2 separate regions of the Homo sapiens genome follow, and region 1 is linked to region 2. The links are chromatin loops, found by intact Hi-C in ENCODE. Cell type or tissue: PC-9. All regions are shown on one strand.

Region 1 (2,500 bases), 54 kb after region 2:
GCTCCTTATACTCTTGGACAGTGACACTAGCTGAAGCCCTAATTACAGGAAGGAAACTCATATCTGTATCATTTGTCTATTCTTGTCATAATAAATCACTGGCTGAATGTAGTCAAGTTGCCATCAAGTGGAAGGCAGTCTTTTCTAGAAAAGTGTGCCATATTGAAGGCTTAGCGTTGGTCTTTGTTGTTTGGCCTGTTGGTATTTCTCAGTGGCACTGGCTAGATAACCTTTGTAAGGAGGGAGGGCCTGTGGTTGAACCCATGCATGGTCTTCATCTCTGCCATCGTGGCCACTTCATTTATGTGCCCTTCATGCCAGCACTGGGATGGCAGAGGATGTCTTATATCAACTGTACAATCATTTTATCTACGTGTTTATTTCATGCCTCTTTATTGAAATGCTCTCTAGTGGGCATTTATATGGGATATCAAGGTATTTACACTTTGCATTCAGTCCCACATGTTCAGTCCACATGCCTCTGCCCCAAATTTTCCAATCTTTTTCTTTTGTTGCTATTGACCATTCAGCCAGACCACTTGCTGCTTCCTATGGTTCCTGAATATTCTAAATTTTGGGCACTTTTCTGCCAACAGAAAATGGAAAAATGGGTACATTGTCCAAAGTTTTCAGTGGGAGAAATTCATCTGTCACTGTCTTTTCAGGCCATTCCTTAGTGAGGCTGTAATACAGCTGCCTGTGTCCATTTTCAGTTTGCAGCCACATATCACACTGACCTATCTATGACCGACAAAGCTTGGATTATTTCCTCTTGCATCAGCTGCTCATGAATGATTCCCGATGTAGCGATAAGTGTGTGCTGAGAAAGGTGCTGATGTAACAGTGCAGGCAGTTCTTCATGTCACGTGGTATGTACTTCCAAAGCAGTATTCCCAAGTTGGAGTATTCTGTCTCAAGGAAGCAAAGAGACCTACCAGGTATTGTGCTTTCATTTGTAGGATAATGTATGGATTTTAAACACCAAAATAAATTACCACAAAATCAATAACTTAAAACAACATATGTTTATTATCTCACTCCCCATGGGTCAGGAGTCAGGCAATGTTTGCAGGGTCTTCCCCTCAGGGTCTTACAAGGCTGAAATCAATGAGTTAGCCTGCTGTGTCTTCGACTTCAGGTTCTATTTTAAAAGATGTGCTTTCAAGCCCTTTCAGATTGTTGGCACAATTTATTTCCCTGTGATTGTGTGACTGAGGTCCCCATTCTCTTGCTAGTTTGTGGCTGGGATGTGCTGTCAACTCCTAGAGGTCACTGTCAGGTCTTTACCACGTGACTGGCCCCCCATAGACAGCTGACAAATTTACCATGTGAATTTTGTTTTCATGTGTATATAAATATACGGATTTTTAATTTTAATATTTTAGAGATGAAATCTCACTATATTGCCCACGCTGGCCTTGAACTCCTAGGCTCTAGTCATCCTCCTGCCTCAGCCTCCCGAGTAGCTGGGACTACAGGTGCACCCACTGTGCCTGGCCATGATGTGAACTTTTTTATTTTTCAAGGCCAGCAGGACAGTCTTTCTATTTTAAATCTCTTCCCAGAAAGCTTGGACCCTCTTTCCAAGCGTTCACCTGATTAGGTTAGGTCCACCTGGGATACTTTCCCTTTTAATTAACTCAAAGCCAGTTAATTTGGTGCCTTAATCACACCTGCAAAATCACTTCATCATTGTCATATAACGTAACCTAGTCAGGAGAGTGACTACCCTATTAGTTCACACTCCAGAGGATGGAATTACATACAGCATGTGGCTCAGGGAATGAAACTGTGGGGCCATCATGGAAATCTTCCTGCCACAGTTATCAGATCACATTCATTTTTTATTATCCTAATTACCAGTCTCTGATGTGCATCTTAATCAGCCCCATGAAACTAACTGCTGATTATTTTACTTTTCATTCTCAGTGTCATATTTGAGCAATTGTAGGTAGTGTTGAGAAGTTCTAGGAAATGTTTTGTTGCCAGTGGTATTTTACATTGACACTTTGAGGTCACTAAAATTATCCATTTTGTTAAGCTCATTAAAGCAAAACTATTACCAGTGAGAGGGTGATATGAGTAAGCCAGTTATTTCAATAAGAGATAATGCAACAGATTTGTACCAAAACAATAGAGTGCTTTGAAAAATTAGAGCACAGGGTAAATACATTTTGATGAAGATCACAGGGTCTCTAAATGTCTGGAACCCACAGGCCCTGGGATAAGTAGTGGAGTGAATAACAATGCAAAGCATACATAGATTTAAAATAATGTTTTCTTTTGTCTAGAAAAAACAGTATCAGCATAAAATTTTAGTTATAATTTATTTTAAAATAATTCAGCATTGACAGTGTGGCATGTATATATGTAGATTAATTTTAATCTACATTCAAGGAAAAGTCAGTTAAATGTTAAGTATCCTAATTAAAAAAACCACACTCTCAGGCCAGTCAGGGAACAACTGAAAGTCCCTAATTAGAGATGTGTAGTATGGAGG
Region 2 (2,500 bases):
CCTGTGTTAGCAAACTTCCTGCCTGGCGTTTGTTTTGTAAATTTCCAAAAATAGTGTAAAAACTGACAAATGTGTTAATTTATGTTTTGCCTTTCTTTGTCAATATGACAGTTATTACAAAGAAATGTTTATCTTTTAAAGCTCTGAAATAGATATCCTGCTATTGTTGTCCTAGTCCTGCCTTCCATGGAGCACATGTGTGCCCCACTGCATTCAGTGACGCCATATTGGTAGCTTGCAATAAGCCATGTTGGAAGTATTCACACTGGAAAAATGCTAGAAATCAGACTCCCTTATGATACGCCCATCCCTCAGAGCCAGTTGTTAATCATTTACCGCCACACCACTAGAATCCAGCAAATTTGGCTTTACATCCTAAAATTACAACCTTAGGTAAAGTTGTAATTTCCTCCTCTGTGAGATGGTGATAATAATACTATCCACCAAATAAGATAGTTCTGAGAACTAAATGAGATCATTATCATGTAGGTGTTCCTACCAGTTTTTGCCTCCAGCAGTTTCTGCATCTGATAAGCATACCCCAGTTGTGGTATCCCTCTGAGTGCTTCTTCATTTACAGACTTTTATGTGATGGTTTGCTTCTCAACCTCAATTTTCTGTTAGATCCAAAAAAGCCATTGATTTTCAGTTAGTCCAGCTTTTTCTTGTTATAAGGATGAGATTGATGAATTTCAAGCACTTTGCATATGAGAACATGGAAATTGATTTTTCTTTGTATCCTCGAGCATCAGTCTCACTTTGAAGTCTTAGCTTCTTGATTTGATTCAGAAAAATTCTAACCATTCAATTCCAAACTCAAGGCAAATTTACGCAAGTTCATGTCTTGCCTTAAAAAAAGTAATTTTATTGATTCTACTTTTCTTGCATATAAAGCATTACAGAAAAGTTAAAATGATATAGAAGGAAAACATCAGCCCCTGATTTTTATTGTTGTTGTTATTAATAGGATATACATGGATATATTTTGCCACAAAGATATTCGCATGGATTCTGGCTCAAAATTTCTTATCTAAAAATGCCTCAAGGTTTTTTTCTTGGTTTCTGTCCAGACATTCCTTTGTCTAACACTGATGTTACAGGCTGATAAGAGTTGCCTGTGGAGCCACTAGTTTTGTGATTTTTCAGAACAGGTTTCTCTAGAGGCCTCTCAGCTAGCGCCTACATGGTGCAATAAACCTAGACTAACCATTTGTTTCAGAGCTGGTATTTTATATAAGCTATACCAAAACATCCTGCTGTCTTTTCAGTGTGATAAGAATCTTTATGGAGGTAAAAGAAATTGAACGTATCAAATGCTATGGAGGATTGTTCACTCATCTTTTTTATTATTTTTTATTTTTAGACGGAGTCTTGCTCTGTCACCAGACTGGAGTGCAGTGGCGTGATCTTGGCTCACTGCAATCTCCAGCCTCCCAGGTTCAAGCCAGTCTCCTGCCTCAGCCTCCCGAATAGCTGGGATTACAGGCGCGTGCCACCACACCCAGCTAATTTTTGTACTTTTAGTAGAAACGGGGTTTCACCATGTTGGCCAGGGTGGTCTCGATCTCCTGACGTGGTGATCCGCCTGCCTCGGCCTCCCAAAGTGCTGTGATTACAGGCGTGAGCCACTGCACCCAGCCTGTTCACTCATTTTAAGAGAACAAGAGAAGAAAGTAAATTAAAAATCCACTTCCTTGTTAGTAATCCAGTTTCTGTCCATTCTTCTATGCAGGTAACAACTCAGTGAATCTTCTGTACTGCTGAGCCTCCATTCATGCATTCCATTATTTCAAATCTGAACATGCCCCAGGAACTGCCTGAGGAATATTCCTCACTCCCAGCCTTAGAATTTATGGCTTGACTCCAAATATTGCATGGTATGGTTTAAATTTTAGATCATATACTCAGAAACTTTTTACTAAATCAGCAATATGTTTTCTATTTGCTCCTTTGCGCTGTGAAATACACCTAGTAAAGAGCACAATCTTAACAAATCTTAAGAGGAAAAAAAGTCACAAATATTTAATAGTCACTTTATTATCTCTTGTTTTATGCATTTGGTAAGTTATTTTAAGAATGTTCCTGGGAATATACCAGATTTATTCACCTGTATTTCACAGCAAAGCTATGCATTTGGAATTGAGCCATTTTTCACCAGATTTTAGGAACAATGGTGGATCATTTAATTTGAACTGGCATTACTTGTATCGTGTCAAAAAATAGCATCATATTTTATCTTTAGTCTTTGACAAGAAAGTCTAAAAAAATTATTCGTTACCTCTCCTGACACTTTTAGTATTAAAAGGCAACTACCCCTGTTGTCACACTAAAATAAATGTTTATTAGCTTCTCTAAGGAAAGCTGGGTTTGGCTTAATAAATGATAGTACTTTCAACTACATATATTGCTTAACTATTCACTGCTAAGCTTATGATTCTTAACTTTTTTACAACTGTTATTTCTTCTCAATATGTATTTTTAACTGAGGAAGGCAAACAAA

Evidence for each region. A loop is a pair of places that touch in the nucleus more often than their neighbours do. Peaks named below come from ENCODE experiments on the same cell type or tissue, not always from the same donor. Only the 100,000 strongest peaks of a DNase experiment are listed, where the experiment ranks them.
Region 1: a loop joins it to region 2, with 5 times the contacts of the local background. A loop is called at or near these places in 2 of 110 quality-filtered maps.

What each region holds. Positions count from the first base shown.
Region 1 is chr2:208,927,874-208,930,373 of GRCh38, reverse strand. No RefSeq gene overlaps it. Among named protein-coding and RNA genes, the nearest start is that of MAP2, 490 kb to the left of the region's middle. In PC-9, no CTCF peak of the experiment used is centred here; no DNase peak of the experiment used is centred here.
Region 2 is chr2:208,982,314-208,984,813 of GRCh38, reverse strand. No RefSeq gene overlaps it. Among named protein-coding and RNA genes, the nearest start is that of MAP2, 440 kb to the left of the region's middle. In PC-9, no CTCF peak of the experiment used is centred here; a DNase peak (open chromatin) is centred at 1,123.